3 separate regions of the Mus musculus genome follow, and regions 1 and 3 are each linked to region 2. The links are chromatin loops, found by intact Hi-C in ENCODE. Cell type or tissue: gastrocnemius. All regions are shown on one strand.

The links. Hi-C counts contacts between places; a loop is a spot of excess contacts. Peaks named below come from ENCODE experiments on the same cell type or tissue, not always from the same donor. Only the 100,000 strongest peaks of a DNase experiment are listed, where the experiment ranks them.
Region 1: it touches region 2 in a loop (4-fold over the local background); 6 of 42 quality-filtered maps call a loop at or near these places.
Region 3: a loop joins it to region 2, with 4 times the contacts of the local background. A loop is called at or near these places in 6 of 42 quality-filtered maps.

The regions. Positions count from the first base shown.
Region 1 is chr12:5,354,984-5,362,983 of GRCm38, forward strand. All of the region lies in intron 1 of Klhl29 (kelch-like 29), which reads right to left. Among named protein-coding and RNA genes, the nearest start is that of Klhl29, 17 kb to the right of the region's middle. In gastrocnemius, a CTCF peak has its summit at 3,737 (motif pointing left); a DNase peak (open chromatin) is centred at 4,251; H3K27ac peaks cover 418 bases.
Region 2 is chr12:5,139,004-5,147,003 of GRCm38, forward strand. It overlaps Klhl29 (kelch-like 29), which reads right to left. Exons shown (of 14, transcript NM_001164493.1): 4 at 1,564-1,705. Among named protein-coding and RNA genes, the nearest start is that of Gm51980, 140 kb to the right of the region's middle. In gastrocnemius, a CTCF peak has its summit at 3,979 (motif pointing right); DNase peaks (open chromatin) are centred at 2,237 and 3,971; H3K27ac peaks cover 223 bases.
Region 3 is chr12:5,406,984-5,414,983 of GRCm38, forward strand. It overlaps 2810032G03Rik (RIKEN cDNA 2810032G03 gene), which reads left to right. Exons shown (of 2, transcript NR_015579.2): 2 at 7,919-8,000. Among named protein-coding and RNA genes, the nearest start is that of Gm32214, 26 kb to the right of the region's middle. In gastrocnemius, a CTCF peak has its summit at 3,588 (motif pointing right); DNase peaks (open chromatin) are centred at 413, 3,002, 3,627, 3,996 and 3 more places; H3K4me3 peaks cover 391 bases.

The DNA.
Region 1 (8,000 bases), 220 kb after region 2:
GTTGTGTCAGATACAGTGGCCAACAATTATTCTGGAAAATAATACTGACAGAGATAGTTGCACTACTAGACTTTAATATACAAATAAAAATTCTATAATTAAAACAATGTGGTTTAGTACTTGGTCAGACTGGAAGGAATAAATGGGCTAAAAATACATGCTCGCCTACAAGAATTTAGCGTAAGAGAGCCAGTGATTTAAATCAGTGGGGCCAACAAAAAAATTCCTTTCCTAATCAGAGCTGGAAGAATTAGCTATTAAGAAAAAGTTAAATTTCTCTTATGTCTGAGAACAAAACGAGAAGCCAGGACAAAAAGTTGAATGTGCAAAATGAATCCTCCAACAAGTAGAAGAAAATGCAAATGAGCAGATATCTAAAGCCAGGAACGGGAAGGATCCTGTAAGCATAAAAACCAAGAGAACCCGGCACACAAAGCTGATGAATAGGACCTAGCAAATAAGGCCTTCAATGCACCCGAGAAGCCATAAACGAATTGAAAAGACAAATGACAAACCCGAGAAATATTCTAGCGTTACACCAAAAGGTTAATATCCTCTTATGCATAAAGAGTTCTTATAAATCAATAGGGGGAAAAAAGGATAAATATAAATAGAAGAAAAGCAAAGGACAGGAATGTCAATAAATGCCGAGACAAACGCTGCAGCTCACTGGTAATTAAGGAAGTACAAAGTGAGACCGTGAGATACCATTACTCACCCACCTAACGGACGCCAACTTAAAAATTACAAAAGGCAGGAGTGGGGCAAAATGAGTGTTCACACTGCTTAAGGGGGTAGGGATAGGGGGTGAAAGAGCCCAGTTCTCCAGGGGCAATATGGCAATACAGATAGATCTTAATATATGCTATCTATCTCTGTTGTGGTGACTGCAATTTCCAGGGATTAATCCTAAAGAAATATTCCGGTGTCCACAGATATTTGTTCAATGCCATCTTATTGCAGTATGTTTCATAGTAAATTTGTATAGTATTAAATAACCATATGATCTGACTATCCAACAATAGGAAATTAAATAAAAATAACACATTAGCATAATGAAATGTAAGGAAATATAGCCTTCTAAGATATTTTTTTCTGAATGAGTAATGAATGACAAGGCAAAATCAATACAAGAGGTAGAAGGAAACAAGCCGGATATAAAATGATGCATAGTTCACCCTAATTCTGCCGAGGGTGAAACATAGTAGATTGTAAAATGTTTATTGTCTTTAATCTCTGAGTGGTAAGAGTATATTTGGTTTTTTTTTTTTCTGTCAAATTTTTCCATAAAGAACACTACTTTTATAATTGGAAAGTTACATAATTTTTAAAAGATCAAATCTGGGTGATTCTATTTCTAGAATTCCATCCAAACATGATATCATTTAACACTCAACCACCCCATAGCCTGGCCCTATTATTTTCATAGTAACGTGTACAACAGGGATCTTGGTGCTTAATGTGATAAGCCAAATATTGCCCTCGGAACTCAGCCTTGGATGATCTGCCCGTTACAAAAAATTTTGAACCAAAACAACATATAATATCCACCGCAATGCCACAGGAGAGGAAAACCATTTATCTATGCTAATGATAATGTGGGCTACCAGGCCCACAGCTTCTGCTAATGATACCATCTCTGCCATGAGGACCGAGCCACACTCAGCAATGGCATTTCCGTGGGCACCAGTTCTGCCAGCCTGTCGAGTTCACAGCCACAACATAGGAGGCTTCAGGGAAGGTGTACTCAGCCGAGTAGCTGCATGAGGCATGCTAGAATAGCATGATATTTGAGGGATTATTTTTAATGATGGAATGATATTTAACTTATACTGAATTTAAAAAGTAAAATGCAAAAATTCATATGTAAATATGACCCTGTTGAAAATGTAAACCAGTAGGTTGGAGGAAAATATAATGAAATATATTAATAATAGTTATCTCCAGACAATAAGTTTAATAAACATTATTACTTCAGATCTGAAATTCTAAATAGGTATCACTTTAAGTGTCAAAATATGTTCCATGCTAATTTTAAATGGTGAATATTTATTTAGTCCCACACCCCTCTTCCTCATCTCTCCCAAATGCCCTAAGGCCAAGTTCAAGGGTCACCTCTTCCTTGAAGCACTCCTTGATTTGTTCAGTCCAGGAAGTTCCAAATGAAGCTTTGGGATTAGACGGATGGTCCCACAGCTCTAAGGTATTTGCTGCCAAGCCTGACGACCTGAATTTGGTACCCAGATGGTAGGTAAAAGGAGAGACCTGACTCCTGAAAGCTGTCCCCTGGGTCCCACACATGTACCAAGGCACGCCCGTGCTCACCCAAACAGAGAATAAATATCCAAAGCAACAACAAAGTGAAGCTTCGACTGTCGCTTCAGAAACTCTCTCATGTGTCTCTTACGACAGCGTGGCTCTTGGACTGAACTCCTATCAAGATCCTACACCTCCCCTGAAGCCTCCTATGTTGTGGCTGTGAACTCGACAGGCTGGCAGAACTGGTGCCCACAGAAATGCCATTGCTGAGTGTGGCTCGGTCCTCATGGCAGAGATGGTATCATTAGCAGAAGCTGTGGGCCTGGATACTGGCTGCTGATCATAGCCTGACTGTCCAGGGTGAAGTAACGAACAAAACAAGGGATGATAAAATTCCAGGCAACACAGTAAATTAAAAAAAAACAAAACAAAACACTAAAATTACTTAACTGTTCTAACTTCTGGGCTTTAGTGATAAATACAGACTGTGATTTGAAATAATGAGGTACAGAGGGGAAATTTTTAGCATTGTTTATCAAGCTGATACCTGACAGTCACACGATGCATCTATTGTTTTCCATGTTTCCAGTTCCATAAAAGAATCAATATTAAGGTTAACTTTTTTTGAATGGGAAGGAAGAGTTAAAATAATTTATTACCTTTGCAAGGAAATGTTAGTGCCAATTAAACAGAACTGGGATATTAGTTATTCGTCAAAGAAGCACCCTACTCCTCAATACAATACACCTGGTTATCTTTCTTTTGCCAATTATATTTTCTTGTAACATTTACAATTATTTAAATTGCACTCTGGTTTCTTCCTTCCTTCCTTCCTTCCTTCCTTCCTTCCTTCCTTCCTTCCTCCCTCCCTTCCTTCCTTCCTTCCTTCCTTCCTTCCTTCCTTTCTTCCTTTCTTATGTCATGTCTCCTTATGGAAAGCATATGTTCCATGCCAATAAATTTATTTGGGCTTAATATTGACATGGGGTAGATACTTGATAAATATGTGTTAAGTAAATAGAGAAGGAACTGGAGCTGGAGATGGTAAAGGCTCACAGGACTGATAGAGTCTTTGACCAGAATCTCAAAATAGTAGAGTCAAACTCAGTGGTAAACTCACTGATGGGTTCAGCTACAGAGGAGCCCCTGGGATCTTGGGCTAGAGATAACTCACTCTTGTAAATGATTCCTTCAGATCCCAGTTTCAGGAGGACTGAGACATTTGAAAAGGAGTGAATATATATACAGAGAGCATGTCTGGCTGATAGCACTGGCTTGCACACAGCAAGACACCACGGGTAAGGGGAGACCGACCCATGACTCCCTTGTAAACAGCTCTCCAGCCCCCTTCTCTCCCTCTGAATAACACTTGCCGCACCCCAGACCTCTCTGCTTCTCTTTGAAAACAAATCTCTTTTACAGTAGTTGATGAGAAAATGCCCTCTTGTGGGCGTGACAGTGGACCACCTCCACAGTGCCACAGATTTCTGAAAAAATCTGGTCATTCAAGAGAATTCCGTCATTTGGGTTGAACATGCATTTTTTTTTTTTTAATTTTCAAATACCAACCTTTTGTTGAAGTGCAAATACATTTTTCTAGAAGCTATTAACTGATCCTCAGTTCATGTCTGCCGTGTCTAACTTAGCAAGTTCTGCTGATCAGCGTCGTCACAAAGATAATTATTCTCTTTTCTAAACTTCTGTGCAATTTGATAATGACTGGGTGACTTTTTTTCTCCTTCTAATCATCACCCAGAATCTGCCTCCTTTCTGCTCCCAGGAACCCATCACCTGAGATTGACAGGCAGCAATTGAAAATAATAAAATTATGTAAGATGAGCTTGTAATCACCTGCATTTCACAAGAAGCAAAATGCATTTTGCTCCGGTGGAGGAACAGAAAGTTTCTTCCTCATTTTAAATCTGTATCAGAGGTAAAGCCTTCTATTAAAACACAATTCTCGGGACGCTCACAGCCTCTGGCAGACTGCCAAGGAGACTATCATGGAGCTACTGCTGCAGAGAAGCAGTTTGTCAAAGGCACCAAGGATGCTCCCAAGAAAGAGGATGCAGCCTCCTTATTACATAGGGAGGGTTTTGCCTATACCTACCCCAGCTCTGTTGGCCAGTCCCACGCTCCTGCACATGGACAGACAGACAGGCAGGCAGGCAGACAGGCAGGCAAACACACTCACAGAGCGGGGTAATCCTTTTTATGATCTGCCACAGGAAAGAAAACATTGAGACAATTCTTCCCTCTTTCACTATCTTTTACACACACACTCACACACAGAGAGCCATCTTTTTTTACAAGAAGCCACAGGAAGGAAAACATTGAGACAATTCTTCCCTTCCACCATCTTTTACATACATGCATACACACAAACACAGGTACACGTGCACACACACACACATACACACACACACACACACACACACACATACACACACACACAAAGAAGGGGTTTCTTCCTCCCTCTTTTTACTTCCCCACCCCCTTTTACTGTATTGCTATTTTCATTATGATTATTAAATTGCAGCCTCTGCAATCCAACACTTGGTTAACTGCAACCTTTTTGCTGGATAGTATTTACAGGTTGCTGTGACCACCTCGGGGTCCAGTTATTTGACAACAGTGCCATGGTTGTGAGGGCAAGGTGCCTCAGCTTTGAAGCTTTCTTAGCTACTGTTAAGACAGTCTACAAACCCGAATCTTATTAAGAGCCCTAAAATGGAAAAAAATCTGGAGAATTAATTTTTAAGAGGAGTCTATGATAGCTGTGATGAACATATTTTTTTGTAGTAGATTATATGAAGCTGATTGGTTCCCCCCTTAAAAAAAAACTGGCTGTTTAAAATTTTCTCCTATCCTATGAGCTGGTATTTCCCTGTTTCTGTTAGTGTTAATATGGGCACAGCCATTTATTGTTCTTTCTAGGGACAAAGAAGTGGCAATATTATCCTTACTCTTACAGCAACATTTCATGCCTGGGTTGGGTAAATTTTCCTTCCAGTAAAAAAAAAAAAAAAAAAAAAAATGAGGACTATCTTCTCTCTCTCTCTCTCTCTCTCTCTCTCTCTCTCTCCCTCTCTCTCTTTCAAGACAGGGTTTCTCTGTGTAGTCCTGGAATAACTGGAAGTTTTTTTAAATTAGGGAGAGAATTGGTATTGGCATTATATTGTATTTTCAGGTGCTCTTTTTTTTTTGTATGTATATACTTCAGTTTCATCATAGTATACAGGTAATTATGTTTCTGATTTCTTTTAATTAACCAAGTTTCCATCATAATTAAACACTACTCTTTCAGCCAAACATATGATAAAGTCTCGTTAGAAGCTTCATTCTCAATTTTCAAAGAAGCGCTTTCTGTTTTTCCTAGGGCTCCTAGAGAAAAAAAAAAATCCATGCTAGTTTTTAAAACCTCACCTCCGTACCCAAATTCCTGAAAAAGAACAAGTTCTTCCCATGATAAGCCAGACTTTATGGTCCATGATCAGGCAGAACGGTGTACTGGTGGGTGCTAGGGAGACAGGACTCAAATGAGAGCCTGGACGGGATCATGGACAGTCAAACACAGGCTGGATTCCCAATCTGAGGTTCGCTTACTGAAAGTCTCTTAGCCAGCCGGTGGGAAAATGGACCAATGATTATCTTTCCTGGGTCTGATTCAGATACAGAGTCATTTCACACCCTGCTGAAGGGATCCCTTATCAAGTCGCACGGTTTACGAAACAACAGCTAACGTGGTCAGAGAGGAAGTTCTACTGGGTTTGCTCTTTTTCTATCCAGGGCAGCTGGAAGCACAGCAGAGGAACTCAGGAGACGATGCCTGGCTGTTCCTGGCTCTTGTGTGTGCTAGCTTGTTGGGACTAGTTCTGGCTCTACCTAGCCCATCTTAGAGTGATGGCCTTTTCTATGCCTCATGTGTCTAAACTGCAATCCATGAGCATTGGCCTAGATCTTTCGAGAAAAACAACAAAGGAATATACACAAAAGATGAGGCCACCATTTTATCAGAGGGGCATAAGGCAGTCCAGCCAGCTTCCAGCAGGGGAAGCAGCCACCTGTACCAGAGTCCCTACCAGTCTAGAAGGGTGAGCAGGATTCGAACAGGCAAACAGGGTAGCGGATCAAGGGGAGTGCAGGGGAGGTGGGACTGAGTTGCTTTAGTGAGCTAGCCAAAGGCCCTTGTTCAACAATGACCATTCTGAGCCTCCAGCTTCTCCAGGACAGCAAATCTCTTAAAAAAGTGGGTGTTTTTCTCTGCCATGGGTCTCCGTGTCCAGGCCTTGGCTTGCAGATCTGGGCTCTGTGCTTTATTCCCAGACTAAAGGCATCGACATAGCTAAGGAATGTTATCAACCAGTCCTGAGGATTCAAGCCATGGAACAAGATGCTGAGCTGGGGACTGGCTACCCAACCCCTCTGCCTGGAGGACATGGTGTCTGTCTGACTAGTTCTGTGGGTAACTGTCAGAATTATCTAGGGATAAATGGGTATATCAAGCTATTACAGCTCAGGGACATGAACATGTGAGGCTACCCACCAAGTCCTTATCGCCAGTGTGGTCACCAAGTAGCCTCCTGAGTGTGCTTTAGCTTCCTGCCGGGGTGATGTCTGCTCAGCAGCAACACAAGTGTCTAGCCCTCTGGTTGCTAGAGAGAAACAGCAACAACATGCCTTCAGCTCTGACTTTGTAGGAAGTCCAATAAGTCAAGTAAGAAAGTGTTTGGGCCAGGAAGAAAGATTGATTGGAAAAGTCACAAGAGAACTTGTGGAGTGGTGAGAATCTTTCATTGTGTTGAATGATGATCATGTAGGCATTTGTAATTATTGAAACTGGTATAATGAACATCCAGATCTATGAATTTCATTATATTGCCTCAACTGTTACAAAATAAATCAAACGAATACATGTCCAGTTGGAATTGGGGTGGGCTATACATATAAAAGTTGCCGAATTCTTGACCTTATGAATTCTGAAAATAATGCAATTAAAGAATTAATTTGGGAGTGGGCTGGGGAGATAGTTCAGTGGTTAAAAGCACTGGCTGCTCTTCAAGAGGACCTGGGATTGATTTCCAGCCAAGTTCATAACTGTATGTACACTCCAGTCTCAGAGGGACAAAGACCCTCTTCTGGCCTCCTTTAGCACTGCATGGAGGTGGTACACAGACATACAGACAAATACACATAAAATAAAATTTAAAAATTAAAATAGACTCATTTGGAAATATTTAGAAATCTGTTTCATCACAATAAAAATAACCTAGCCTTCTAGTTTTCTCAGTGTACAGTTCTGTGACCTTCTGTATATTCTCTTTGCTGGGTAAGGGTCACTACCAGCAGAACATTCATTTTTCCAAATGGAAAGTGTAAATCCATCAAACAGTAGCTTCCTGACTGCCATCGTTCTGTCTTTCTTCCTGTGAATACGGCTAATTTACGTACCTCACACAAGTACCCACACACAGCATTTGTCCTTTGGTGACTGATGCATTCCACCTACCACAATGCCCCTACATTTCACGCATGTGAGAGGATTCTCTTCCTTCTCAAGGATTCCTATTCCTCTCTTTGATGGTACTGCATCCTGGATGTTATTCCTTATTTTGCAGGTGCTATGGCCTGGATACTACTCCTTATGCAGGTACTGCATCCTGGATGCTATTCGTCTCTATGCAGGTACATCCTAGATGCTATTCCTCTCTATGCTGGTACAGCATCTACTGCTGGACAAG
Region 2 (8,000 bases):
GCCTTCACTTGGGGCCCCATTGCCCAGTTCAGTTCCTCTGAGGTTAGGGTATAAGCTGAGAACGAGGAGACAGAGGCAGGAGACTGGGAGCCCTGGAGGAAGGGCTGGGAGTTCCCTCTCAGACATTAGATGAGGAGGAGGGAAGGAGCCCAGAGGGCACAGTGACACTCAAACCAGCAGGGGCTCTGAGTGAGGATGAGGGGTCAGAAGGAGACACCTCTGAGTCCTGGTTCTGGTTCTGGGTAAGTGACATGCACACTTGTCCCATGTTAGTTTCCTCCTCTGCTGCAGGCACATAATCACAGCATGTGGGACGGCTGCAAGCCTTGTGATCACATGCAGAATAAGGCACACAATAATGTGCAAGAAATATTTATGGTTTGCGTAATGAGGGAGGGAGCCTGCAAGGCAAGAAACATTGGCAAAGTATTGCTGGCTAGATTCTAGAATAGGCTGCTGAGAGGGGACATGTTCAAGCTAAACAGAGGAAGTGAGATCACCACGAGCCAGTCTGGCCGGATGTCTCAAGGCCAAGGCCTGCCACCCCAAACTCAGTGCTCCCCAGGACTGGCTAGGAAGCCTAGAAACATGCATCAAAATGCCAGAAGCTGGCTGACAAAGCCCCAGATAGCTTCAAGATGCTATGCCATGAAGATGATTCATATTTTGATGAGATGGATGCCTGAAAGAGGCTGGAGACCTACAGAGAGGGTCTAAGTCACTCACTGCAAGCTCTGATCACTGTTTTTAGTCAATGGCTTGGTAGCTACCAGGATGGGCTACAGAGGACAATTTGGGGGCAAACTGGGAACAGAGCACAGAAAAAGGAAAAGAAAAGAACCCAAAACAAAACACAGCACCTGAAATTACAGTGCCCCCCCCCTGAAATTACAGTGCCCCCCCCCTGAAATTACAGTGCCCCCCCCCCCGGTTTGGTAGAGATTGGAGATATTTGTCTTGTGTCCCCAAACCCAGGTGCCTGAGCCCAATTATGAAGAGGTGGCCTTGTGACACCCTTGAGTCTTACTGTTGGGTCAAGATATGATATGTCTGTGGGTTGAAGAGCTATGAGTGAGGGCTGTAATGACCAATGTGGAGGTGCTGAAGGAAGAATACTGGTCAGGCAGTACGTAGGCTGTTAGCACCGAGTTGTGCTCTGCACTCTAGAGGGATGTGGAACAATTGTCTGGAAAGTGAAGGGACAGGAACTCATGGATCTTAGGACTGATGGGCTTGTGCAGAAGATGTGGAGCTGCGGGTGTCTCCAGGTATGTGTACCAAAGGGGGATTAGGGGGCTCCAGGAGCCGTGAAAGGTCAGAGCTGCCAGAGGAGGACCAAGATGCTGCAGAAGAAATTCCAGTCCTGGGGCTAGAGCATCCTGGTGCTCATGCAACTATGCTCAAGCCAATAACATCTCCCCGGAAGTGTGGCTTGAGAAACTTGGTGTCCCACACATCCTAAGCCCAGCGTCTGGGCTTCTGCAGACTCATGGGTCAGGGCCTCTAGAGAAGAACAGAGCACCCAGCTAGTCAGTGTGTCTCTGTCAGCTGATGAACACTCACCTGGATTGTCGCTCTCCCTCATCTGTTTGGAGGGCGGCTCATCAGTGTCCCAGGGCGTGGACTGATTGACAGGCGTCTGCCCCCATCGGATGCTGGTCGTGAGTCCTTGAGACTGATTGTCAGCTTTGGAGATGCCGGGAGCCTGTGGGGAAGCAGAAGAGAATGGTAAGCATGGGCTGTTCTAGGACCGTGTCTGGAACATGTTCCCTCAGCAGTATCCTTGAAACGTGAGCTTTATCTACTGGGCTCATGAGGGGAGAGAGAGAGAGAGAGAGAGAGAGAGAGAGAGAGAGAGAGAGAGAGAGAGAGAGCACAAGAGTGCCTGTATCCAGCCCCACTAACCCTGGGACCCTTGCCTCTTTTCCCAGAGGGATCATGGGATATCAGGACAGAGTATCTGCAGGTTTGCATCTGATGAGCCCCTGGCCTCCAGGAACTCTAAGCCAGTGCCTTACCATGTATCTCTATAGCAGCCTATCCCAGGGGACTAGTGTAACTGATAGAGCACTCTATACTCTGGTTGGAGGGACACCTCGGCCCTCAGACTGTCAGTCACCCACGATAACCCAAATGCTACCCACGTATCCAGGGCATGTGCTGAGAGCACTGACTGTACCTGCTTATTCTCAGACTACCAGGACTTGTGGCTTTGACAGAGAATTCCTAATGAGGTAGCAAATGTTCTGCAGAATACCACCATCAGGTGGCAAGCGAGGGCCACTGCATGATCATCCCCAGTTTCCCACACTGTTTGTTTACACATGCTCTTGGGATCCAGGTGTCCCATGGAGAAAGGGAGGGAGTTATGGGAGTTGGCTGGACAGGTCAGGCTACAGCCCCAGGTAGGAAGGACCCAGGGCACCTCAGAGAGTGCTGTTGTGAGCTCACTTTCTGAGATGAACAAGAGACAGGCCCTCAGAATGAAAGCAAACCTCAGGTGACACTGGCCTCCCCCAGACACAGTTCCTGAGAGGACATTGGTTACTAAGAAGTATACTGTCTAGAAATTTATAATGAGAAGGCACAGTGTTCCCACTGTGATTTGATGAGGAAAACCAGACCACAAGATTAGACCCGTGTGATCTCCCTATGAACTGTCCTGGTGCTGACCAATGAGAGATGGACGACCCAAATGTTGGCGAGACATTATCCTTGGATGAGAGGATTATGGGTGTCTTCTTCTCTACACTCGTATGCATTTCTCAAAATGAATGGTTCTGGGGACTGAACTCAGGGTACTGTACCAGTTTTACAGGTGTTCTACCACTGACCCCACCCCCAGATTTTTTTTTAAAAGGGTTTGTATTCCGGCCTGCCCTTGAACCCACGGCCTTCCTATCTCTCACTACCAAGTGCTTGGATTGCAGTTGTGTATCACTACATCTAAAGACTAAATTTCCTTCAATGGCCGTTATTTATAAATAGTTTTAAAATCCTAAACATACTGTAGAGGCTGGGATAAGAAAACTGGGATACAAAGGGGGCGAGGATCTCTGTGGCGTTGGCTTTGAGATGAGTCATAACAGCTCCTAAACACCCAGTCAGGCCTGTGGCAGCATGAGAACTGGGATGAGGGGCAGACGTTCTCCAGGGACTCTCAGAAGCATCTTCAGATGAAAGTCACATTTCTTATAGCATGTTCTGGTGAGTGCCTGACTCAGTGATGAAGCTGGAGGCAGAGCTCCCTGTGCGGCCCTTGTGCAGGGTGAGTCCCCTGGGTAACGTGGTCAGGAGGCTGGGCAGGGCTTCTGGAGTTTTGCTGGATCACACTTTGGTACACGGTGCCTTGTAGCAGGGCCTGCTGAGAGAGCAGGAGCCAGGCAGCATTGAGACCCGGGCGGAACTGAGCTAATTGCATTAGGCTGCACTTTACCTCTGGCCTGTACTTCAAATGCTCCGCTTCTGTGAACAGAACATGAGCAGAGGAAGAGTCTCCCAAGCACTCACATTCTTTCTGCTCTGTGTTAGCAACATCTTAAGCTGATCAGACAAGCATCCTGACCAGAGGCCCTTCTCTTGCTTGTGGCATGGATGAGGAGGTGGGGGTGGGGAGTAGTATACAAAAGGGGAATATAGCCATATTGGGAGAGAGCCATAATCGTGATGACGCATAGGAAATATTGGGGAGGCCTTCTCAGAGTTCTCTTAAGAGTCAACTTTTAACACATGCTCCGTCTGGAGGCAGAAACCATCTAGCAAGCTGCAGTCCTTCCTCTATTCCCAGGTTCCAGGATCCTGGTGGGTTTTGAGACACAGAAATTGTTCTTGAAATCTGAGGCACCTGAGCGGGAAGGAGGCTATGCTTTGCCTATTCAAGAGCCTTGTCTAGAGGGCACATTTGGATGCTGGGACCCCGCCCCCATTCTCCAGCCTCCTAGCTAGCAAGCCTGTTGGCTGACAATGTGGAAACCTTTTCTGTCAGGAGGGGGCGCTGCAGCTCCTCTCTGCTGCCCATAACCCAGAGGTTTCCCAGATAGCAAACAGCTTGGTTTAAGATTTCTGAGTCCTCTCCCTGCACTGCTGGATCTCAGTTTTCTTGAGTTTGGGTCATCAGGTTCTGTGCTATAAAACTGGGAGTTCTAATGTTGGCCCCCAAATTAGAGGGGTTTCTGAACTTGAAAAATAGCACACTTCTCCCCACAAATAAGCTTATGCACCGGCTTATTCATGTCTTGGCAAATAACTATTGGGCTGGGGTCTTGTTTTATGAACCGGCCAGGGCAGTGGTGAGGTGGGTGATGGTAATCAGACCCAGGCCTTGCTCTCAGATGGACCAGCGGGTAAATGCCTCTGAACAATGCAACCCCCCCTGTACCCCAAACAGAAGCAGGGTACTCTGGGTCTGCATAGGCTGATCCAGAGCCATGGGAGGGTGGTGTTGGTGGTGGTGGTGGTGATGGTGGTGGGGGTGGTGATGGTGATGGGGGTAGATGACTACCCAGCTGCCAGCCTCCTGTTTGTCTCTGTGTCTATTATGAAATACAAGTGTTTCTTAGAGTAAAGAAAGCCGCTCTGAAGTTCATTCCCCGCCCCTTTAGGAATGATAAATAAAACCACTCACATTCTTTCTGCTCTGCGCTAGCAACATCTTAAGCTGCAAGCAATTTGCAGTTCAGAAATTTTATTTTATTAAAGCAGTCAAGTGAATATTCCTTTCTTGATTCTGTCAACAAACAACTTAGATGCAGGAGTGCCCTTTGCTGAGAGGCCCAGGGCTTCCAGGTGAGCCATATATGGACTGACCAGTAGTATGTGAGGCAGGGAGACTGACCACAGGGGCCTCTCTTCCTGTCAAGGGTTCTAGACCCCCACCCCCCGAATAAGCACATGCAGATGCAGACTCCAAAGGTCTGGGACCCTGTATGGATCTGTGATTCTAGCTCTGAATTTCCCTATCATAGTCTTGAATTCTCACACATCTGGAATCCCAAGGAGCAATCCAGGCTTTTCTTGAGCTCAAATGAGGGCTTGCCTTAGAGAAGGAGAGCAGGACTGAGGTGGGGGAGGGGGTGGAAGAGGGGGTGGGGGTGGGGTTGGGTAGAGGGTGGGCTGCCAGTACAAGAAAGACCAGCTTCCCTGAAGAAATGGGCTGGGCAGGGCCTCCTTCACTTCCCATTTTCTTCCGCTGTCACTCTCTGGGACATCTGGGAAGCCACCTTTCCCTGGCCCTGGCTTCTGTTCCGGTAAAGTGATGGTATTCATCAGGAGAGGCCAGCCATTATAGCTCTCCCTTGCTGGCTCTGCAGGCTGGCCCTATCTGCCCATCACTGGGCTTGAGCTGGTTTTCCCCCAGCTTCCCTTTAATGAGATGCTAATGGGATGCATCATTAACACAGCAGCTTTTTAAACCTCGGCTCTTGTAAATTTTCAAAGGTCACATTTTTACGGTGGCTGACAGCATCCTGCTTCTTTCAGAGACTGAAGAACACTAAAGACCTGGGTCCTTTATGGCTGAAACTCTGTGAGGTGGCTGCACAGGCTGAAAGCACCTGCTGGCATTGGGCTGCCCTCCCAGAGCCCCCAGCAGCTTCCCAGAGCAGGAGGGTTACCCTCTTCCAGCCTGGGGAGACCAGGTACAGAGTTTCACAGGATCCACAGTGTTGCTCTCAGAATACAAAGATCCCTGGAAGAGGGGTCGAGGGAGATGGCACCAGCTGGGAGGCAGAGGTACTTGAACTCCCATGGAAGGCCTTCTGCTTCCTCTGGACATTCACACGTCTACTGCAGCCAGACAGCCTGTTTTCTGCTGGTCAGTCCAACCAGAAAGAGGACTTATCTCTACTTTGCACAAAAACATCACAAATATTTGAGGCGACCAAGTGGTCAGGAAGGTTTGAGCGATGATGGGAATTCAGAGTCCCATCTCAACTCTCCATCACCACAGTGCTCTGCACACTGCCAGGAGGTCCTGTTGACCCGGTCCTGCCAGGCAGACTCCATGAAGACCTGGCCCAACAGGTGCTATGCCTGGCATAGCTCTCCGCAGGACGAGAGCAGTGACATCACTTCTCATTTAAGGAATGAATGACTCTGCAGCGCGTGCTTCAGGAGGAAGCGTGACACACACAGGCCATGGGGCAGAGGCATGGATAATCTGCTTCTCCTTGCTGGGGACCACTGGCTGACTCCATAGCCCTGGAGGCTACTGGAGGCTGCTCAGAGGCTTGGCTAACCTAATCCACTTACAATAACCAGAAAGTGTTGATCCCCCTCCACCTCTCCTTGAGTGCCTAGGTATGGTGGAGGTGCAGGAAGTTGAGGCTGACTCTTGCTAAGGACATAAATATATCCTGGCAAGTTCCAAATACATACCATCCACTCTTCCCAAAGGTATCAAAAGAGCCAGGAAGTCCTAGAAAGCTTCCAGAATAGATGAGCTGGCAGTGGGTCACAACAGCTCAGCAGGATTGAGTATTTACTCTCAAGAGACCCTTGTCAACTGGCACATTTCTACCCTTGACACAGGACAGGCCTAGTTCATCCCCTCACATGCCCCATTTCTCAGGTCATGTGGCTGATGATGGCACCTACATCTTACAGACCTGTTGCCAGGCTAGAACCTACAGGTCTAGATGCCTTGTCACTGGGTGGAACACACAGCTAGCGTGGCTGCATCTCCTGAGTGTCACTGAGATGGGTACACCCCATGCCACCACTCGTCCCCTCAGGTATAAGAATCCCCTTCCTGGAAGAGTGCCTGGAATCTGACCCCCAATTCCACAGTTTGCTTTTGTTCTTACTCTGGTCCATAAGCACTACTGGGGGCCCAGGTTCAGCTGTGGTCAAGGTCTGGCCCTGGAGAGAGTTACAAACAGTGCCATGGGGTACCCCAACTTGGTTCAGGGGCTTGCATGACATAGCTTGAAGAGATACTTTGGGGAGCAGAGTCACATGACACCTTATTCCTACTTTTGTTAATGGCAGCACCCATGCCACAGCTAAGAAAAGGCACAACAGCCAGGGAGGCTTGTAATCCCAGCACTCAGGAGTCTGAGGTAAGAGGACTGTTGTGAGTTCAGGTTATATAAACAATTGCATGTCAGGTAGAGCCACATAGCAGGACTTGTCTCAAGAACAAAAGAACGCAACACAAAACAAAGCAAAGCAAACCCAAATCCACCCAACAACCAACAAACAACAAAAGTGTTAAGGATGGAGCGCAGTTGGAAGAGCCCTTGCCTGGTATGTAGGTAGCCATCAAGTCTGATTCCCAGTACTATATAAAACTGAGTGTGGATATCCACTTCTGCAATCCCAGACCTCAGAAAATGTAGGCAGGAGAATCAGAAGGTCAGCATCGCTTGGCTGGTGAAATGGCTCAGGGGGTAAAAGTGCTTGTCACCAAACTTGATGACCTGGGTTTGATCCTGGGACCCACAAGGTAGGGAGAGAGAACTGATTCTTGCAAGGTGTCTTTTGTTTTGTTTTGAAGGCAGGGTTTCTCTGTGTTGCCCTGGCTGTCCTAGCTTTGTAGTCCAGGCTGGCCTTGAACTCAGGCATCTACCTGCCTCTGCCAGAAGTAATGGAGGTACACAGGGAAAACGGTAGCTGTGCAGGCCAAGGGGCCTCTTAGCCTTCAACATGTCAATGCACTACATAATTCAAATTGAAAAAAGAAAACATAGGCTTAGAACTGCTGGTAGATCATGGGTGTGTGCCATTACACTCACTCTGAGCCTGTGTGAGTGTGTGTGAGTGTCGTATGTGCACACGTATGCAGAGTCAGAGGTTGATGTTGGGTGTCTTCCTCAATCACTTTCCATCTCATTTTTGAGACAGCATCTCTCATTGTTTCACCCACCTGGCTGGTCAGCAGATCAGCCAGCCCCAGGGACCCCTCAGTATCCGAGTCTTCACTGCTGGGATTGCAGGAGTGAGATGTTCTACCCTCCCTGCTTTTAATTTCCTTAAACTGAACTCAGATCTTCAAACTTGAC
Region 3 (8,000 bases), 270 kb after region 2:
CCATCTTTCCTCAGTGGAGCCAGGGCAAATGATGATCCTTTTGGAAAACAAGGACTTGGGAATTTTTCCATAGAACTTAAAAAAAAAAATACAGCCCTTCTCTTCTGTTACAAGATCAATAACAACAGTGATGGTGGTGGTGGGTGTGCTGGTGAGTGTGTGGTCAGGACTGGCTGGGCCGGCTTTCTCTTTCATGATAGAGTATCGACATGTGGAATTTTAGTCTCTTGTTTTCTCATTGTCTCAAACGTGTCATCCTGATCTGCGCGGCTGGTTAGCCATGGTGGTGTTGTGATAACTTCTCTGTTGCTGTGGTAACCTGTTGAAATGCCATCTAACTATGATAGGACATTTTTTTCCCTCCCCATGTTGGGGGCTAGTCTACATGCTGTCTGGTGTCAGGCCAGCTGCCAAGTCCCTGTTTCACTGTCATCTGGTCGGTCAGGGAATGGGAATGTTTATGTGTCCTTTATTGAAAGATGCTCATGACTGGATGAAGAAAACTTACTGTGAGATTTACATGACATCAAGCAGCCAGACTCATCTGTGAGCCCCCTTCCCGCCCGCATCCCCACCTCCACTAACCGGATGGAAGTGGCTCATTGCTTTAGTACCCGAGAGACACAGAAAGGGCTTCGGAAGCTTCAGTGAGTTCGCCTGGGAGCTCTCATCTATGCCCGTGCCTAAGCAAGGCTTGCCTCATTTCCACCTCCTCCCCAGTCCCCACTTGAGCTCCCTCTCCAGGAAGGCTTCCTCTCAGTGCTCCTGTCTCCTGCTTGCAGCCACCAGCTTGGAGTCTCCATGTGGTTGCTGCACCAGATCTTAAAACACCGTCTCTGTTAACAGAGCCCTGAATGTCCCCTCAAATCATTGACCCCAAGGGTAGCACACTCCCATAGGCCAGAATCTAGAAGCCTCCTGTGGACCTTCTGCCCTATTCCCTTTGGTCCATCCAGGTCTTTTGCTACTATTTTTCTTTTGTTTATTTTATTTTATTGAGACAGAGTCTCATGTATCCCAGTGTGGCCTCAAATTTCCTATAGTAGCTGAAGGACGCCCGACCCCTTTCCATGCATGATCACACACACACACACACACACACACACACACACACACACACTTCCCAGGTGCTGAGATTACAGATGTATGCCAACACACCTGGCAATCCTGTTGATTCTGCTTCCAGAATCTACTCTCTGGTTCATTCTCTATATGGAAGTCATCTTGTAACTGAAGTTGGACCAGAATACTCAGCTTGCCAAAAGTCATCGTTGGACTCCTGTTACACTTATAATGCTATCTGAATTCTGTGTAGAGCTCTGCAAGGCTCTTGAGCATCTTTGGGACCCTGTCCTGTGCTTCCGTTCCCTTACTCTCCTTCCTCAGTGGCTCTTCCTTGTTCTTGGCTACACTTTCCCACCTCTCTCTCACCCCTCTTACTATGCTGGAAAAGAATTCCAGGGTCTCATGCCTGCTAGGCAAATAGCCTTATCCCTGAACTATATTCTCAATGGGAGAATTCTAATGGCTTCCATCTGTTTGAACTGCATTTGTTTGCTTGTGGCCTTCTCTACAGTGAGCATCATCCTTCCCCTGGCAATATGTCCTTTTTATGTCTGTCCTGGCCACTCCCTTGGAGTTCCCTCTCTGCCCACTATGATAGACCAGGCATAGATTCCTTGTGTTTTACTCACAGTGCTCCACATTGTGGAAGGACCTGCTTGTCCATCTCCCCATGGCCCAACTCTCTGACTGGCCCATGAGATTCATGAGAGCAATGTATCTCCTTCATCATGCCAAAAACAGTGTCATGAATTTTGAGCCCATAAATTGAAACAAGCAGGTGCTAGTGTCATTTGGGAGGAAGTGCTAAGATTGAGGGAAAACACAAAACAGCCTTGCTGGCCTAATTCTAGACATGACTGCGGCTCCACAGGGGGGTAACAATGGGCAAGTTTGTCACTTAAAATTTCTTATGCTCATTCTGCTTTTCTCTCAGCTGTTTAAAGATAAACATGGACTCAATTGTCATGAAAAAACTTAGCACAAAGTTTTCTGTTAGGATTAGATGTTATGTGAAAATACTTAACATCCTGCCTTATACAGAGAAGTCCAAAATTAAATACAAATGTCCTGTAATACTCTTATATTTTACCATATTCTTATCATTTTTCATGGTAGACTGCATCTTATTCTTGGAGGGAGAAAGGAAAGCATGTGTTCTTAATATCATAAAAATACTCATTTGATTATTCATCATTATATATATTCATTTGGCTCATAATAGCTCCAAGTAGAAATAACCCAATTATATATCAACTGATGAATGCATGAATAGTATGTATATAATGTTGAATTCACACAATAGAGTATCATTTAGCAATAAAAAAATGAAGTGTTGATACATATTACAACATCGATGGACCCTGAAACATACCGGGAACAAAGCCAGTGATGTAGGATGCTGGGCTATGCTGCAGAGTCGGAAGTAGACAGAAAGTAGATTACTCCTAGCCTTGGGCTGTGGAGTTTGGAGGGAATTTGGAGTGACTGCTAATGGATGTGGCATTTCTATTTGGGGTAATGAAAATGTTCTAAAATGGATGGTAGTGATAGATGTTCAACTTTTTGCATATACTAAAAAGTACAGAATTATATTTTCAGTGGGTGGATTCTAATGGTATGTGAATTATATTTCAATAAAGCTGTTCAAATTAATTAATTTATTGAATTAATGTGAAAGCAGCCTGGCTCTCTGATGACAGCATGACTGAGCAGGGAGTGAGTGGGGCTCTGTGTCAAATGCCAGCTTTGATTAGATGTGGATAATTGATCACCCCTTCCTCCTTCCCTCTCTCCTCCCTTCCGCCTTACATTTAAATCTTTTGGAACCTTGACCCAGATATGAGTCAGGCGGGGGTGGGAGGTAGGTGAGAATGGTTATCTTTCAAGAGCTGAGGTGTGGCCAGCAGAGTGGAAAACGTTGCATAAGGGGTAGCGAGACAGGATGCTGCTCAGTGGGCATTCTGGAGGCCCAGCAAGAGAATGTGGGCTTAGAAACATCTTCAGTCACAGCAAGTATGCTAAAAGAATTTGTATGTGACTTCAGCAGACACCCACTCTGTGGATGAATGAGGTTAGAGACAAAAGGGCCTCTCTAGTGCAGAGGTGGGGCACACAGCAGTGATGTACAGGTGCCAGAAATCTGGGATATGGGTGGGGCCTTTTCCAGGAGAGCATCCTAGAGAGTTAATGTTGGTTCAAGCAAGCAAGCAAGCAAACAACCAACCAACCAACCAACCAAACAAACAAAACAAGCCAGCAGACTAGATAGTTGGCTTGGTGAGGTAGCACGGATGTTTTCGTTTGGTGGGCAGCTCAGTTTGAGGCTGGCTGGGCAGTTTCCCTCATTCCTGACTTGCCTGACCAGGGTAGAATAGAGTGGAGCCCTCTCCTAGGTCGGGGGACAAGTAAGTTTTGTGGCAAATGGTTGTCTCTCTCGAGCTAGGGAGTTGCTGTAGCTTTTAGCAGGCTGAATGGTCCTGGCGGTAGAGCTACGGCAAACTCTGCGCGAGAAGTTCACCGCTAGAGGGAGCACTGTGACGTTCTACGTCAACAGCACTGGGCTCTCCCAGCTGCGAAGCCAAGCCGACTGGCTAGAAGCCAGGGTTTTGGCACCGGGGGAGGGGATGTTCTTAAGAAACTTATTTTCTCCACCTTTGCTCTTTCCATTTAAAGATTTCTCAGAAGAAACTGGACCCGAAAATCCTGAGTTTTTGGCAGGGTTCTTAGAGTGCCTCCCTGACCCACACCCCCATTTTGTGGGCTTTGGGTATGGGATGCCTGCTGAGGTCTGTATAACTCTGGAGTGGTTAATAGGAAGGGGGGTGGGGTGGGGGGAGAGACAGAGAATTAAAGCGAGGCCAGACTGGTAGAGGTTCTGCCAGTGTGAGAGAACCGGAAAGAGCTTGGAGAACAGGCTGAAGAAAGTGAAAGGGGGGAGGGGCGTGGAGTTAGGGGGTTGCAGTAGCTTTTAGCAGGCTGCATGGTCCTGGTGGTAGAGCTACAGCAGACTTTGTGGTGGCTGTGCAACAAGCACCCACAGCTTGTCAGGATGCTCTGCTTTGGCTTTTTAACATTGGGTAAGGGGCACATGAGATAGCTAGTGAGTGCCCCTCTAAATTTTTTTTTTTTTGGCACGATAACATCCCCCTGCCCCCACCCCCACCCTCCATTCAGTTGAGCTAGCCTTCCATGGTGGCTGACCCTTCTGGAAGCATGGCTAAGACTGGAAGTGGTAGGTGTTCAGAGCAAAAGCCTTCATTCTTAGCTCCCACCTAGATGGCCACTATGTTCTTGAATCCCATCCTAGCTCTCATATGGCCCAAGCCATACTCCAACAGTAGGAGACCCAAAGCCTCCTCCCGCACTGGTTCTTGGTCTGGGAGGTAGATTCTCCTAGCAGCCACTCAACACAGGCAGCAGGTGTATAAGGGGTACATGCTGGATTTGTGCCCGCCCACAGCACTCCACAGAAGCTTCAGGAAGATGGCACCCCATCTGCAGCAGAGCAGGTCAGACGGGGCCTGCTGAGGCTCCTGTCACTGCTGTTGTGAATACTGGTGATTGCCATGGTTACCCGGAGCCTGGGAGCTCTGACAGTTGGAGAACTAGCAGGAGAAGATGGCCTGAAAACCTCCCTGGGGGCTAGGAGATCCTGGACTAGAGAAGATGTTTTGCAAGGGTTTAGATGATCCACAAGTCAGGGGTCTCTTTCTCGTTTTGCTAGGTCCTAGGAGGACTGAGAAGAGGGAAGGACTGAGGCTGGGACTGGTCCTCGGGGAGTTGGTAGTGAGATAAGGCGGTTGGTCACAGAGCTCCCTAGAGATTCAGTACAGATCCCTGGGGACCCAGAGGAGCTCCGGCTCCTCTTTTAGCATGCTAGCATGGGTGCTGTGACTGCCCTCTCCCTAAGTAGGATGCTGTCCAGGTATGCAAAACACCCGCACTGCCAGTGCTTACACACTCCAGTTCCCTTCTAGGTCTCGGGTTTTTCAGTCTGCAAAATGGGGTCAATGATTAGTAAGTCCCTACCTACTTCGTGTCAATGAGGATTTCTTAAATGAATAATTTTGTGTGTTGGAATGAGCAGACAGATTTCAGGTCTTTAGAGAAAAAGCCTTATTTATTAACAGCATCAACGCATGGAGCAGAGATTCCATGCAGCCCTTTTGCTGTCTCTCCACTGCTGGCTGAACCTGGAGCTCCATTGCCTCTCCGAGAACATGAGACTCTGCACAGCTGTCCAACCCCAGCTCTGGGAGTTCTCAGAGGCTAAGAGAGGAGGGGCATCGTGTGAGCAATGAACGGGCGTTTTGAGATCAGTGGAGAATGATGGAGCAGGAAGCCAAGGCTCTGGTACAACAGCAAAAAGGCTGGAGGTTGGTTCTCACAAAAGAGCCTTGTTCAGTGGCAGAAGCTCAGGGTGCTGGGTGCGGAGTTCACTCCAGGCCAAGAAGGTCAGCTTCTCTGCTGTCCCTTCTTTCTCTTTTTGATACACTGTCACTATATGATCACTCAAAGAATGAGAAAACAGATATACAGAAAAACATAGAATAAAGCCCATCAAGTCAGTGATCTGAGCCACACAGTCCTTGGCATATAGACACTATGCTGTGCCCAGTACAGAAGGTGCCATGATTGCGAAAGTGGCATATAGACTCTATGCTGTGCCCAGTACAGAAGGTGCCCACCATTGTGGAAGTGGAGAGATGCACTCAAAATGGAAGGTTAGAAAAAAAATACCTGTCACTCACTCTGTGTAACATACACATGTGACATATATTTGCATATATGCAAATAAATATATATTTATATATTTGGTTATAATTGCCATATAAAATATTTTTACTATATTATATATCTACTATACACCACACAGATACACAGAGAGAGAGAGAGAGAGAGAGAGAGAGAGAGAGAGAGAGAGAACTTGTTTCTCTCCTTTGAAGAATGTAATATGGTAGAGCTGATCAATGGAAGGAATACCTCAGTAGTTTGGGTTTGATTCTCAGAAGTCGGTGCATCTTTGAACTAAGGTCAGGAAGGGAGTGATAGGCTGGAGTGATGACTCCTAATCAAAATGACAGGAAGGGAATGATGTGACATGGGGCTATGACAGAGCCACTCTGGGCTGGGCAGGAGAGGAGCCAAAAAAAGAAACAGAGTGACAGTACTGTCCCACTATACAGGACAATCCCCCACCTCTGCAAAAGCTGTGATTGTCCCTCGGTGTGGCTCCTGAATATGATAGCCACTTCCCAAAGTTACTTGATTCTTGAGGCAGGCCATAGTCCAACAACAACAACAACAACAAAAGAGAATTATTAGGGAAGATATCTATCATCCATCTATCTGTCTATCACCTAGTATCTATCTATCTATCTATCTATCTATCTATCTATCTATCTATCATCTCTGTATCTGCATCTATCTAATCCATATCTTTATCATCTGTATTTATATGTCTATATCTATTGTATTCCCCTAACTATTGCAAAGTATGCAATAGTTTAGTCAGCAGACAAATAGTTGAGCAACATATATAAGAATGTTCTGTACTCTAAGTGACTTAGCCTCAACTCAAGAAAACCATAACCTGTTACTTTCTGAAAGCTGTTTTGGAGCACTGGGCCCAGACATAGGCTCTTAGTATAGTAGCATAATAGCAACATTGTACATGTGTAGGAAACATGGTGACTGGAAACCAGAGCTTTAAGGACACATATCTTGGCATTACATGTTTTACTTGAGAGGGGAAGGTGTTCGAGTCCTTTTGTTGCTGTAATAAAATACTGACATTAGGGGAAGAAAGGATTTATTTGTCTTACACTCTAGGTCATCGGAACAGGAACTTGGAGCAGAAGCCATAGAGGGACTCAGCTTGCTGGCTCGCTCACATGCTCATGATTAGCTAGCTTTGTTGTATAGCTCAGTACTACCTGTCCAGGGATGATATCAGCCACTGTGGGTTGGGCCCTCCTACATCAATTAACAGTCAAGACAACTCCCCAAAGATATGCTCACAAGCCAATCTGATTTATGCTTTCCTCTTAGATGAGTCTAGGCTGTGTCCAGTTGGCAAGGGTAACTAGACAGAAGGCTTGGGATCCCTAACAGCTGCCCATGGATGCTGGAGCATTGCCCTATTGTAGAAAGAGGTGTGTGTGTGTGTGTGTGTGTGTGTGTGTGTGTGTAGCAGGCATTAAAGGAAGTGATCTCATTAGTGGAGATGATACTAGAAATTTTCTTTTGGGAGACAATGGGCTAGATGACCTTTGAAGCTACTATCAGATTGAAATGTCTGCACATCCAAAAATGATTCTAAAATGTCTTTGGAGGGTAGTTTCAATCAGCAGGGGAAAGTAGGAAGATCAGAGAGTCCCACTTCATAGATTTATTATTTCATGTCTTTTAGACCCTCCTCTGCCACATACCTCTGGCAACTTTAGCAGACGGGGTCATTAAGTATTTTGTATATATGTGTGTTCGTGTGTGTGTGTATGTATGTATGTGTGTGTACACACATGTGTGCATGTATAGATGGGGTCCAGAGGTCAACCTCAGATGCTGTTTCTTAGGAATTCTCTACATTGTGTTTTGAGGTGGGTCTATCACTGGGAGCTGGAGATCACTGTGTTAAACTACACTTGGCAGCTAGTGAACTCTGGGATCTTCCTGACTTTGCTTCCCCATAGCTGTCACTGCAGATGCGTGCCATCCTGCCTGGCCTCTTGCATGGGTGCTAGGATCCAAACTCAGATCCTTTTGTATACACAGCTGGTCAATTACCCTAGTTACGGACTGGATTATTATTGAGTAAAAAACCACTTAGAGTTTCCCGTTTCTTCCTTCCCAGGATGAAGCATCCCTGTCACCATGAGAGCAGTGTATGGAGGAGCATGCGTAGGCTTGGACTGCTGGGGTCTGCATTCTCGTGC